Linked DNA regions of Homo sapiens: regions 2 and 3 are each linked to region 1. A link is a contact called in ENCODE Hi-C or POLR2A ChIA-PET data. All regions are on one chromosome and are shown on one strand. Each heading gives the region's core, a stretch centred on a gene start or an enhancer-like site at or near the end of the contact. The rest is flanking DNA. Distances are from core to core; before and after follow the strand shown.

Region 1 (4,640 bases), core at 1,500-3,999:
GTGTTGCTATGTTGCCCAGGCTGGCCTCAAACTCTTGGGCTCAAGGGATCCTCCTGCCTCAGCCTCCTAAGTAGCTGGGGCTACAGTTGCCTGCCACCATGCACATCTTACATTATGTTTTAAATGAGTTGTATTAATGTAGAATAAATTCATTAACAAGATATTGTCCACAAGGACAAATGTCTATTGGGAAAATAATAAAATTTCTAATTTAACTCGAGGGAGAAAATTAGAAATGCCTTTCTGAACATATAATACATGGAAGAGCCTTTGGTAGTTACATGTATTTTATGATAAATTATAAATTCTATTTTACGTCTTCTACTTAAGACTTAAAGGGAGAAAAATCCTTGAGACATAGAGCTATGACATATTTTCAAGTTCATAACAACTCTCCATTTGGAATTGGCCTGTTCTTCCTTTTTGTGTCTTGCCTCAGGAGAGAAAATAATAAAAATACCACTCCCTGAAATCCCCATTAACTCTACTATGTAAGTGAACTATATATCGTTCCTTTTTTCAGATTCTAAAGAGATTTTCTTTATTCTTTATTAGTGGCATTCAAAATTGCTAATGTTTATTCTGTTTTTTTTTTGTTGTTGTTGTTTTGAGATGGAGTCTCACTCCGTCGCCAGGCTGGAGTGCAGTGGCACGATTGGCTCACTGCAACCTCTGCCTCCCAGGTTCAAGCGATTCTCCTGCCTCAGCCTCCTGAGTACCTGGGACTACAGGCGTGTGCCACCACACCTAGCTAATTTTTGTATTCTTAGTAGAGATGGGGTTTCACCATGTTGGCCAGGATGGTCTTCATGTCTTGACCTCGTGATCCGCCCACCTCGGCCCCCAAAGTGTTGGGATTATAGGCGTGAGCCACTGTGCCCAGCCTATTTTTCTAATTTTTAAAAACTCTATCAAATAACAACAATGTTTTGAATTCTCCCATACTGTCAGTATGGTATGGGGAAAATAAAATAGGAATAGAAAAGGAAAACCAGGAAAAGAGGTGGTTTTCAACCAAATGAGGATTGGACAAAAAGAAAAAAAGAGAAAGAGAAAGAAAGAAGCGTCACAAACAAATCTGGCATTACTTCGTATTTAAAATCTTATGAAGAGTAAGGAGAATGTTGATGGGTGTGAATGAAATAGTGAGAATCAATTTAAAGAATATTCATTAGGCGCCCTACAGTGTGCCTGAAAATGTAGTGTGCACAGTGTATAAAATAAGAAATTGCTTCCTTAAAGTGGCTTATGTCTGGTTATAAAAATAAGATGAATGCAAAACCAGCTAGCAATGCTAGCTTTATGTAGCTTCACTCTGAGCCAGACATCATGTATTAGAAAACAAGGATAAGTAATAACAGCTCATGTTTAAAAGGGCTATGTGCCAGGTCCTATGCTGACCACTTTTCATAGATTATCTCAATTAATCTTCACATTAATCTTATGAGTAGATACTGTTGTCCCCATTTTTTCCAATGGGTATATTGAGACTTAAAAAGTTAAAATAACTTGCCCATTGTCAAATAACTGACCATGGAATTTGAACCAAAGTCATTTAATTCAAAATGAAGAAATTTAATCACGTAAACTACTGCTTCCCATAATTCTCAGCCTTGAGGAACTCAGTCTATGAAGGAATGATGGGTGCTTAATGACCATTTGTTGTATGAATGAATGACGTTCTTTGTGGCCGCTCATGTTTATTGTTTAGCTTTTTTTTTTTTTTTTTTTGAGATGGAGTTTCGCTCTTGTTGTTCAGGCTGGAGTGCAGTTGCATGATCTAGGCTCACTGCAACCGCTGCCTCTCGGGTTCAAGCAGTTCTCCTGCCTCTGCCTCCCGAGTAGCTGGGACTACAGGCGCACGCCACCACGCCCAGCTAATTTTTGTATTTTTAGTAGAGACGGGGTTTCACCCATGTTGGCCAGGCTGGTCTCGAACTCCTGACCTCAGGTGATCCGCCCGCCTCGGCCTTCCAAAGTGCTGGGATTACAGTCGTTACCACTGCGCCTGACCTAGACTGTTCAGGTTTAAGTTCCTAGGATACAAATATAAAACAGACTAGGGCCGATACTTTGCTGTTTTCAACACAGAAGTGGAAAGCATGATTTTACACTTCTGGAATAATTTAGAGTGACATCTGGTGGTTGCCTGTGAGACAAGAATTGTTGAAGAAACTGAATTTAAAAGCCTATAATAAATAAGACTACCAGACATAAAAAGATAAGAACGATGAATTAAAGTAGTAAAAAGTTTAAAAAACATATCTTAAATCCTCACTAAAGAAAAATTTTAAAAAATGCTAGTTGCAGATTTTCAATCCACTGGACTTTAAAAAGAAACAATAGATTCCTTAATGAGTAGTTGTAACGAAAATTGTAACAGTTAATTGATGGCAGGAAATACGAATTGATTTATACTGGTTTGAAGATTCTGGCTTGAGAGGAAATGCAACTTTACGGGGGAAGAAGACTCAAACGTTACAGGAACAATTTATTCACAAGGCAAAATATCTTCAACGTCTCTCCAAAACTTCAAGGGCATTATGGGTATCTGCCGAGATGGTAAAATGTCCAGTGGGCAGGAAATATTTCACCGGATCTCACTTGCCGGGGAAAAAAGCCAGTGAACGCGACCCACGCAGCTGACTAGATCGTGCGCTCGGCCTCAGATTGGTCGAGCCTGTTTGGGCTGCGGAAAAAGCGGAAGCGCGCTTTTCAAAGTCGTCCCACCATCAATGAAGGCAGGCCACTTCCGGCGTAGCCATGGCGGCTAACGCTACTACCAACCCGTCGCAGCTGCTGCCCTTAGGTAATCGCCGTCCTTTGGGGAGCAGGAACAGGGAGCTGACATTCAGGATTGGGGGCCGAGGGGCTGTTCCGAGGCAGGCCCTGGCCGAGTGTGGGGAAATGTATAAGACCAAATGCGGTTCGACTCTGAGCTCCAAGTCTTCGCGACAGCAGGCCGCACCTGCTCTTTAACGTGGTCGGGCTCCTCCAGGCAAGGACTTTGACTTCTCAAACCAGACCTTCACTGGAAAAGGTCCACATTTAGTGAACGCGTCGTCGGCCTACTTTGTTGTGAGCCCGCCTCTGCAGTGTTATAGGTAGTAGGCCTACTTCTCAGCCTGGCGTTTACGATCCCCAGATTAGATAGACCATGTTATGTATGTGGTTGGTTAGTGACACTAACACCCTGGTCCGGAATGAGCCTTAAATGAGGAATCTGGAAACCAGCTCTGTTTGTTATTTATTCATTCAATAAGTAGTAACTGAGTATCTATACACTAGATACCGTGCCTGGGCATTTTTCAATGATAAACCATAGCCATTGCCTTCAAATAGCACACAAGCCAGTGGAGGAGAGAACACTGGACAAGTAGACATCATGCCACATAATGCTAGGCTAGCTAAAGAGATGTTCAAGCTACCGTCAGAGCACAGAGGATAGACAGAGTTGGGAAAGGGAAGCAGTGACCGGAGAGTTTCCGGTGAATATAATTATACCTATCTCCTCTTATATTTTTGTAGTTGGTGAAGAGTGATTGAACTAGTGGTCGTGGCCGTGATTGAAAAGTTTTCATTCCTTCATGCCACAGACTCTTTTGGAAGGCTCATTATGTGCCAGATGCTGTGCTTGAACTGAGATTTGTATTATAAGACCTAAAGTTATTGAATGAATGTTTTTCCTGGTTTTTCTTTCACTATATGCAAGTAAGAGTGCCAGTAGGCACTCAAATATTTGTTGAAATAATGAATGGTAAAATAATATTTTTTCCCTCCTCAGAGCTTGTGGACAAATGTATAGGATCAAGAATTCACATCGTGATGAAGAGTGATAAGGAAATTGTTGGTACTCTTCTAGGATTTGATGACTTTGTCAGTATCCTTTTAAAAGGTGGTGGTGGTATAGGTTTTTCTTAAGTAATAACATAAGAACTATAGACAATCAGTATATTTGTGATTATTATAATAAAAATCAGTTCATTCTCAGGGAACTTATGATAATGTTTTAAGAGGTATGTATTGAAAGACGGTAAAGTTCCTATCAACAACAAGCATTTTGAATTTGAGCCATTGTATTAAACATTGTAATTAAAACTGAACAGGCGAGCCCAGTGGCTCACGCCTATAATCCCAGCGCTTTGGGAGGGCGAGGTGGGTGGATCGCTTGAGCCCAGGAGTTTGAGACCAGCCTGGGCAAGATGATGAAACCCTGTCTCCACAAAAATTACAAAAATTAGCTGGGCATGGTGATGTACACCTGTGGGTCCAGCTAATCTCCGGGGCTAAGGCAGGAGGATCCTTTAAGCCTAAAAGGTGGAGGCTGCAGTGAGGTGTGATTGTACCACTGCACTTAAGCCTGGATGACAGAGCGAGACTTTGTCTCAAAACAAAAACAAAAACAAAAAACAAAAGCTGAACAAAGGCAGAAGCTAGAGTAAATTCTGTATTTATTTTCTTAACACCAAATTTCAGATATGGTACTGGAAGATGTCACTGAGTTGTGAGTAGTGTTAAAGAATTGGGGGGAATCTCTTCTTAATTAAAGACAGTTTTACTACTTTTGAGTAAAATTATTTATGAGAAAACATTACCTCTTGGTGGAATAACGTTAAAGATAGACGTTTTATCTGTTTGCT
Region 2 (4,640 bases), core at 1,285-3,784, 4.8 Mb after region 1:
TTGGTTTTCTCTGACATCACCTTAGAGGGGTTGAGGAGTAGAGCGATTGGGGTGTTAGGATGCTGGGGTGTCTCATCACAACCTGGAGAGTGTGGAAGTCTAGGCTCCCAACTCAGCCTTTGCTTTATGGGGTGGGGTCAGTGTGTGTATGTATGTGTGTATTGTTTGTCTACAGTGGAGTGATTATCTTCTAAATGTTTCCTTTCTTGCTAGGCCACTCCTTTTTCATCACTTGGCTAGAAAGAGCAGCCTTTTATTGGGGCACTTTTTGTCTATCTATGCTTCCTGGCATTTTGGGGTTTCTGGTTTTGGCTTCTCCAGCACCCAGTTTGGGGTATATAAGGCTACATGAAAACCCAAGGAACTTCCCACCGTGTTGCTCTCTGGACCCTAGCCAGTGTGACTTCTCTCCACCTTTCAAAGTCTCCCTATGTTTATCTTATATATAATGTTGAGTTTTTAGTTGTACTTAGAAGAATAGGGAGAAACCTATCTACTCCATCTTCCTGGAAGCGGAAGTCAGGGGCCACTATAAGGCATTGAAACAATTACAAACAAAAATGCGTGGCAAAGACTCAGGGAGGAGTTGCAGTGCCTTTCAAACAAGGGCATCAGGAGGGCAATCAAATGAAGAAAGCTAACCAGCCATAGGCAGGAACTGCATTTGCCAGTACAATAATATCTGCAAGCACCTTCAAACAGTAAGAATTACTTAAAAATTCATAACGCTTCTTTAAAATCATGGAAACCTATGAAAATTCCTTAGTTTATGAATCAATGTAGGGCTTCTTGGAGGAGACATTGTTGGAGAAGACAATGCAGGGCTTCTTGGAGGAGACACAGTTGAAAGACCAATTGCAGTTCAGGAGTTAATTATAGAAACCTGTAGTGCTGGAGGAAGAAAAAGAAAAAGAAACCTGTAGGCCCACATTTGTTGCCTGCAGGAGATCTATTCCAGCTAAAACCTGACGAAACCAGGAAGAGAGGCACAGGTGGGAAATGCTCCAGAAACTAATTTACCCCTAGTAGGGGTGGGGACCCAAATCTAGGAGAAGGTCTAATTGTTGAAATGAGTTTTTTCTCCCTCCCTCCCTTCGTCCCTTTCCTTCCTTCTTTTCATTTAGTGTTGGGTAGAGGGTTGGGGTGGAGTGATGGTCAAAGAAGGGCATTAACTTCCTCCCAGTTACAGATAGGGACCTTGCACTCTGTACAAGTTTTTAAGTTTTTGGAAACGTTGCCAGCATGCCCAGAAACATGAAAAGAGCCCAGATGGAAATGATCCAATTCCTTTGCTTTCAACTCCATGGGTTACTGAGTTGAAAAAAAGGTCAAAGTCAAATTTTGTTGATTGTGCTACTTAGATTGGGGTTCGCATTTCCCTAGCTACTCCATACACATTCTCTTTCCTGCTGTATTGCCATTCTCCAAAGGCTATAGTCTTGCTTTGGTGTGGTCATGGCTTCCAACCCTTTGGTGGAGTCAGTGGAGATGAGAAGGCCTGCAATTACCCCCAAGGGGTTTACAGACTCAAATATGTACACTAAGCATTGACAGAAGAATGACTAAATGTCTGTCTCTCTGCACCGCGCAGTGGCTCACGCCTGTAATAACCAGCACTTTGGGAGGCCGAGGCGGGCGGATCACTTGACGCCAGGAGTTTGAGACCAGCCTAGGCAAAATGGCGACACCCCGCCTCTACTCAAAGTGCCAAAAAAATTAGCCGGGTGTGGTGGCGCACGCAGGCCTATAGTCCCACCTCACCTACTCCGGAGGCTGAAGCAGGAGAATCACTTGAACCCGGGAGGCGGAGATTGCAGTGAGCCGAGATCGCGCCACTGCACTCCAGCCTGGGTGACAGAGAGACTCCGTCTCCAAAAAAAAAAAAGGTCTTTCTAATACACATACATATACTACTACTTTCTGGATTTTATATTTAGTTTTGCTTACAAAATGGATTTAGGGTGTAGAATTTTCAAAGATTAGAGAAATATGCCTTGAAATAGAAAGTGCAAGTTTCTAGTAACTCTTCCCTTCAAAGATAATGTTACCAACTTCTTTTCCTACTATTTTTAGTATTGAGAAACTGTTGTGTTAAGTAAAATCAAATGAATTTAAAAGTTATTACACACATGGTAGCTTTCTGAGTGTTTTTCAAGCTGCGAGTCAGTTTTGTCCTTTTTAACACGCAGCGGTTGTGGGGACAAGGTTTCCGAGGAGGCGGGAGCGAGCGACGGCCCCCGCCTCCCACACGCCCTCTGCTTTGGTAAACAAGGAGACTCCCGCCCGCAGGCTGTAAATGAGGCACGAGCTTGGGGGCAGCGCCAGGGCGCCTGGCGTCACTGTTCAAAAAGGCCTCTTATTGGTCCTTCGCACAGCTGCGGACCTGGGAATTCTGATTGGTCTGCTTCCCTGTCCGTAAAGGGATTGACAGGCCCTGCCGCGTCAGGCCGCTCCTCTCGGCTCCGCGCTCCTTCCCTCGCGCGTGGGCACCCGCCCCCGAGCGGTGAGAGCGCGTGCGCGCGCGCCCTTCTCCGTGGGCGAGCCAGCCAGTCCCGCTGCACACGCTCGCAGTCTGTGGGCCCTCCGGGAGGCGGCGGAGGTCACCGCGGGGAGAGGGGCGGGCGCAGCATGGCAGCCTCCTTACGGCTCCTCGGAGCTGCCTCCGGTCTCCGGTACTGGAGCCGGCGGCTGCGGCCGGCAGCCGGCAGCTTTGCAGCGGGTAAGGACCTCACGCCTCCTCCCCCTTGTCCTTCTTTCGGCCGCTCGCTTCTTCTGTCCAGACGGCCGAAGAAGTCTTTTCTCGGGAGGCCCTGCGGTTGGGCTGGGGCTTAAAAAACAATATTTTGGCTGGTACTAAAGGCCTGTCCTTTTCTGCGGCCGCCACTCACTCCGCGAGTACCCCCCTCTGCCTTCCCTCCCTTTCTCCCGGGCTCCTGATGAACGGGTTCAGCGCCCTTTTCGGGATTTAGGAAGAGGTGGGGAAGAGCTTGGGCTGAAGAGAAGAGAGTATTTGGGACCCCGGCATGCTGCTTTGGAGTTAGGACTCCGAGGACGTTTGGAGCGCCCAACTCCAGGAGCAACCCGCACTCACCCCAGCGACCCCTGGTCTTTCAGCGCCCCCAGGGTGCACCTTGGGTTGGGGACACACTTGGGCAGCAGGGCCTGATGTTTAACCACCTGAGTCCGAGGGGATGGCCTTATTACACAAGCGGTGGCTGTACAAGCCAGGCAGTAAGTCTTTCAGCAAAGTTTCAGTCACCCTTGACCAGCAAGACGGGCTTCCCCCCTCTACTGTAACCTAAAAAAATGTCATTTTTGTCAAATTATGAACCAAAACACGTTCAGCGTCCTCAAGATTGTGGGCAGAATTAATCCTGCCTCCCTCCTCTCATACCATGGTAAATTGTGGAAGCTAGCCATGAACTTACAAAGAGGCAGTTTTTAGAGCCAGGATGAAGATCCACGGAGATCTAATACAGTCTTTCATACTCCGCACGAGGGACATGAGGCCCCTTGGATGAGTGAATCAGGATATTCCCAGCAAGACCTAGAAAGTTGTTATCAGTTGTTCCTAATTCCTTAACTTTCTATCACACCAGGACTCCTCTTTAATTGAAAAATTGGTTGATTTGTGGGGGCACTGCCGTTGTCTTCCTCAAACTGAAAGTTTGAGAGTTGTAACAATGCATCGTTTAGCAAGATCATACTGAGGATTAATAACAAAAAAAACCTTGGCATTAATTTTTTCTAATCTTTGCTTAAAAAAAAAATAGTGGGTTAGGATTTGAGCCCCTTGGCCCCCCGCCCTTTTTTTTTTTTTTTTTTTTTTTTGAGACAGGGTCTCTGTCGCCCAGGCTGGAGTGCAGTGGCCCAGTCACACTGCTCACTGCAGTCTCGACCTCCTGGGCTCAGGTGATCCTCCCACCTCAGCCTCCCGAGTAGCTGGGATTACAGGCATGTGCCACCACGCCCGTCCAATTTTTGTATTTTTAGTAGGGACGGAGTTTCGCCATGTTGCCCAGGCTGGTCTTGAACTCCTGCGCTCAAGTGATCCTCCCAAAGCGTTGGGATTATAGGCATGAACCACTGTGGCTGGCCAGGAATTGTAAGAACTTTCTCTTACAATTCTTAACAGCTTCCCATTCTCCCCCTCAGTGAAACCTCTGAATTTCCTTTCTGGCTGGAGAAGAACAGAGGCTCGGTGAGATGCAAGAGACCAGATGTCTGATACAGAACCACAGTAACAAGATAAAAACTCAGAATATGCCAAACTTGAATGTAACCACTGTTTGAGCTTCATATATTGAGCTACAAAAATGCTTCCGACTTTTGAGATAACCCTAAAAGAATAGACACTTTTCCACAGTAGCACCAGTTTTCACATGAATTCACAATTCTTTCAGTTCCCATTAGCCAAGGAAGACATATTTGCTGTTTAGTGGTTTTACAAGGTGTTCTAATGGTATTTTAATGAACCCTTGATGTACCTTTTAGAGTTATGAAAGTTCTTACCAATTCATGGTGAAAGAGCCTGAGGCCTAAGACTGTAATACGTGCCTCTGTAAACTGGGAGGGCCTACCTCAGAGTGCTGATTAGACTACTTTGGCATATGGTCTTGTACTTTGGGTTCTTTGGCCCA
Region 3 (4,640 bases), core at 642-3,141, 3.2 Mb before region 1:
GAGCAAGGTGAGGGAGGGTACGGTGTAAGAGATCCTGCTGCATTAGCTGTTGAGAGGAAGAATTTCCTCCTGGTCACTATGTTACTGGGGGTCCTTGCTCCCCAAGTTCCCAAGATGGTGGCAGGTCGCTTCCAAGATGGTGACGGGCCACTTCCGAGATGGTGGCAAGTCTTGTGTTCTCTGACCTGGGGTTCTTGGCCTCATGGATTCCAAGGAATGGAATCTTGGGCCAAGCGGCGAGTGTTATAGCTCTATTAGAAGCTGTGGGTCATGGAAGAGAATCGTGGAACCCAGTGACTAGTGTTTAGCTAGATTAGGACGAACCTGGGCACTTAGCCCTGCAGGAACAAGGGCAAGCCTTTAGCCCGATCAGGAGCAGCAATGGGCGCCTCGCTGGATCCAGAGGGATGGAAGTCAGCTGTGGGTCTGTGACAGCGGCAGACAGCAGTGGTGGACGGTGAGCGAAAGCTCAGCTTGAGCTGTGACACACACGTACCAGAAAAGTGTGCAATTGCAAGATTTAATAGAGTGAAAACAGAGCTTCCATACAAAGGGAGGGGACCCAAAGAGGGTAGCCACCGCTGGCTTGAATGCCTGGGTTTATATCCTGATCATTGTCCCTCCTGTTGTGCTCTCAGGCGATAGATGATTGGCTACTTCTTTACCTCCTGTTTTTCCCTAATTAGCATTTTAGTGAGCTCTCTTTACTACCTGATTGGTCGGGTGTGAGCTAAATTGCAAGCCCCGTGTTTAAAGGTGGACGTGGTCAATTTCCCAGCTAGGCTTAGGGATTCTTAGCCAGCCTAGGAAATCCAACTAGTCCTGTCTCTCAGTACCCCCTCTCAACAGGAAAACCCAAGTGCTATTGGGGAGGTTTGACCACCGCTCTAACTGCTTCCTGCTGAATTGGGGCACAGTAGGGGTTGTGCAGTTGAGATTTCCTCCGTAGGGGTGCCTTGTCTCTCAACTAATTCAGTGGTGGCTACCTCGAAGCCCTTCTGAAGCTAAGAGGGAAAGAGACCAGCTCGCAAAGTCCCCTATGTTATCTACTCCTAAGTGGAAGCTGGGAGCTGTGAAAATGCACATCTAACAACCCTTAACTTACTATACCGACTTCTAAACCACAGTAGAAAATGAAGAAAAGTTCGGCTATGGGCAATAGACTCAACCTTTTGTTCTATGTCTAACCTATAAAATAGAAAAATAATACTGTCATCCCTCATCTCCCACCATACTGAACACGCATTAGGTGCTCAATGAATACTTGTCCATTTTAGTGAAGATTAAGAGGAATGAGACGGAAACTGACACTTGAGAGGCTGGCACACGCCAGAACTGCACCACACTTTGCACTCATAGCTCATTTACTCATCAGCTTGTGGTCAGGTAGGCATTACCGTCCCCATTAGAGAAGTCAACGGAGGCTCAGCAAGGACGGCCAGGGTCCCCCAGAAAGTAGAGGAGGACTTCAGGTTTAACCAAAAGCCTGTACTCTTTACACATGTACCCCATGCCTTCTCCACCAAAGCTCCTGGCACCGTGCTTTGCAGACAGACGACGCTCAACACATTTTGAGCAGAAGCGTGGTTCAGCACCAGGAAGGACACCAACTTTTGCAGAGACGACTCTTGGGATGGAGAAAGACTTCCCAAATCTTCAGGGTGCGGTCAAGACAGGGTAGGCTAGCGCCAGGGGAGCTAGTGGCTAGGCCCCAGGGCAGCTGGGGCCGAGGCCGAGCAAACGGCCAGGGGAGAGGCTCCCAGGAGCCCGATCTGCCGCTGGGCGACGCGAAGCCTGGCGGCTAGAGTCCCGGGCAGCCCGAGCACGGCGGGAAGGCGGCAGCAACAGGATCGGCAGGGATGGCGGGGACGGGGGAGGTCCATGTGCAGGGGCGTGCCGCCGGTGACGCACTTCCGCCCTGCCTGTTCCGGCTTAAAGGGGCCCCAGACAATCCTCGCAATAACAACAAAACCGGCGCGCCAGCGGTGGCGCAACGGCTCTCGTCCCCGCCCTCCTGCTACCTGTAGTCGCCTGGGCCGCCCCCGGCCCAGCCCTGCCTTGCCGCCACCCTGCGCTGTCCAGACTGAGGGGTCAGGCGGAGAGCCGGGCCGCGCCTTCGGTCAGCTTCTCTCCCTTTCACCCGCGCCTCCTCGCGAGACCCGGGGCTGGGCCGTGCCGGTCGCCGCGCAGCAGGAAGGGAGCGGCTGCCACGGAAAACGCCTGGCCGGACGGTGTGGCTGGCGGCCCTGCCTGGGCGCGGAGGGCGGCGGTGGCGGGCCCCGCGGCCTTCTCTCAGGTACCCCAGTGCCCGCTGACCGCCCTGAGCGGCCCAGCTGCTTCCCCGATCCGCACCGCGGGGCCGTGGCGTAGGGGCCTTGTTGCGTTCCAGCTTGGGGGTCGCGGTGGGGCGGGGCAGTGACCCCGGGCCGGCCGTTGTGCCCTCATCCCTCCCACCCTTCCTTCGTATAGCTTCCTTTCTCCTCACGACGGCCTCCACAGTCCGGAGCCCGGCGGAGCCCGGACCTGGCGGGGAGAGCTGCCTCCACGGCCGGGCACCCAGACCCCACCGTCGCAGTCGCCACCACCTCAGTCCATCCTTGGTACCGGCAATGGGCTTCGTATCCTCCAGTGCACTTGTAACTGACTTGGACACGGAATACTAAGAACTCACTTCTGTCCTCATCCCAGTCGCGCCGGCGGTGACCATCTCGGCTCTTTTGGGCTTAACTGCCGCTCCTCTGGACTCTGTCTGACTTTGGGGGCACCATGGACCAAAGTGGGATGGAGATTCCTGTGACCCTCATCATTAAAGCACCGAATCAGAAATACAGTGACCAGACTATTAGCTGCTTCTTGAACTGGACCGTGGGGAAACTAAAAACGCATCTATCTAACGTTTACCCTAGCAAACCAGTAAGTGTGTAAAAGCTGGGGGCAGCTGCTCTGACCAGCAGCTTTTCGTGCCGTGTACCCTCCTTTTTCCTGCTTCTCCCCTCCAGTCTTGAATCAAATAGGTCTCTTTTGGTAGACCGCGAGGTATTTTGAGTTCTGAGGTTGTGTCTCCTGAGTGTTCGAACCATCATTAATATTTTCCTGATGAGGTTCAGTTAATTAGTAAGAGGAAGCAGAAATATCAAGGGACTTAAGAATTGGCAGGCAAAGACCGGGCGCGGTGGCTCACACCTGTAATCCCAGCACTTTGGGAGGCCAAGGCGGGCGGATCACGAGGTCAGGAGTTCGAGACCAGCCTTACCAACATGGTGAAACCCTATGTCTACTGAAAATACAAAAATTAGCTGGGCGTGGTGGCGCATGCTTGTAATCCCAGCTACTCAGGAGGCTGAGGCAGGAGAATCGCTTGAACCCGGGAGGCGGAGGTTGCAGTGAGCCAAGATCGCACCACTGCCCTCCAGCCTGAGTGGCACAGTGAGACTCTGTCTCAAAGAATTGGCAGGCATGGAAAAGGGACTACTTTCTTTGGACTTAAAGTCATCAACCTAATATGCGAGTGAGAGATATATCCTTTCTTAAAAAAAAAAAAGATAAAGCACTACAACCCGTATCAGAGCTTTTATTGCTTATTACACTAAAATTCCATTTTACTTTCAACACTTGGCCCAGAAACTTAAACAGAAATTGAAGATTTTTTTTTCTTAGAAATAAGTATGTGTCCCCTATAAAAATTATACTTTCAAGGTTACTATATATGTTTCAAGGACCAAAGAATTATAAGTTGTAGATTCGTTTTCACCACAACCCCTTTCAACATTTTTCTCCTGTAGAGGATACATGGACATTAGTTTAAAAGAGAACTGCCCTCCACCCCACCACCATTTGGTGCATCCCTCTCATATGGCTTTTCCATTCTGTGTTCCATTCTGAATCATAACTGGATATTGCAGAGATAATAAATAAAATATAGACAGTACAGCTCCATCTGTCCCCAAAGTCAGATTTGAAAGGCCGTGGTTGGTAATCAAGGAGTCTTGGAATAGTTTAGAAAAGAAGTATACCGTCATGTAGAGTACTGTATATGAAAGTGAGGCTTTCGCATTCTCCACTGTATACATTTTTTATTCTTGAATAAGTAGTGTTTAATTACTAAAACTTTTGTTTAATAAAGAGGGTCGGATTTTAGGGTGGGAAATAACTTTTGGCATCAGGTACATTTAAGCATGGATCTGTTGGAAGGCAACTATGCTTTCTACACTTAACACTTGTTTTATGCACCTAAGTTAAGGAAGACACTTGATCTATATTACGATATTAATGAATTATGAGCATTTCAGTGTTGTAGTATTAAGTTTAGTTAGGCTTTTAGACTTGCAGAAGAACCACAGAAATAGGACGGTTATTGCAAAAACAGGAGGTTTAGAAAAACAACTCTTAATCGGCATTAGCTGTGTTTATCAGTACTTTGTGATACAAATATTTTTAGTAGGAGGGAAAAAAAACCCTGAGGAATTTAAGTACTTAAACTAGTTAGAGCCCCTGTTTATTCACATCTTTTGTTTGAAAGTTAAGATTTACACAGGGAGTAAGAATCTGTTTGAAAATACCTTGATTACAAAAGATTTCCTGTTGCATATGATTAGTTTCACACATTTTTGAAGTGGAAAATAGGTTTTTAGGATAGTCAA

The links. Hi-C counts contacts between places; a loop is a spot of excess contacts on that map. ChIA-PET counts read pairs that join two places held with the same protein, here RNA polymerase II (POLR2A). Pooled maps may share reads with other maps.
Region 2: a map of naive thymus-derived CD4-positive, alpha-beta T cell shows a loop between it and region 1 (10-fold over the local background). The contact joins the promoter of HIBADH here to the promoter of LSM5 in region 1. A Hi-C loop is called at or near these places in 1 of 168 maps with a recorded cell type or tissue (naive thymus-derived CD4-positive, alpha-beta T cell), 1 of 37 single-sample maps with no recorded cell type and 13 of 50 pooled maps. POLR2A ChIA-PET finds 5 or more read pairs at or near these places in 1 of 52 experiments (WTC11).
Region 3: a map of ascending aorta shows a loop between it and region 1 (6-fold over the local background). The contact joins the promoter of HERPUD2-AS1 here to the promoter of LSM5 in region 1. A Hi-C loop is called at or near these places in 2 of 168 maps with a recorded cell type or tissue (ascending aorta and naive thymus-derived CD4-positive, alpha-beta T cell) and 13 of 50 pooled maps. POLR2A ChIA-PET finds 5 or more read pairs at or near these places in 1 of 52 experiments (HCT116).

What each region holds. Positions count from the first base shown.
Region 1 is chr7:32,488,489-32,493,128 of GRCh38, reverse strand. LSM5 (LSM5 homolog, U6 small nuclear RNA and mRNA degradation associated) reads left to right here and starts at 2,749. Exons shown (of 5, transcript NM_012322.3): 1 at 2,749-2,809; 2 at 3,785-3,880; 3 at 4,477-4,504. The coding sequence starts at 2,764. RefSeq lists an enhancer at 2,797-2,846.
Region 2 is chr7:27,660,777-27,665,416 of GRCh38, reverse strand. It overlaps HIBADH (3-hydroxyisobutyrate dehydrogenase), which reads left to right and starts at 2,534. Exons shown (of 8, transcript NM_152740.4): 1 at 2,534-2,719. The coding sequence starts at 2,629. The region is part of intron 2 of LOC105375211 (a long non-coding RNA gene); the gene reads right to left. RefSeq lists a silencer at 2,345-2,764 and an enhancer at 1,980-2,797.
Region 3 is chr7:35,692,457-35,697,096 of GRCh38, reverse strand. It overlaps HERPUD2-AS1 (HERPUD2 antisense RNA 1), which reads right to left and starts at 1,891. Exons shown (of 1, transcript NR_136255.1): 1 at 1-1,891. It overlaps HERPUD2 (HERPUD family member 2), which reads left to right and starts at 1,962. Exons shown (of 9, transcript NM_022373.5): 1 at 1,962-2,296; 2 at 2,470-2,913. The coding sequence starts at 2,767. RefSeq lists a silencer at 2,084-2,493 and an enhancer at 1,936-2,823.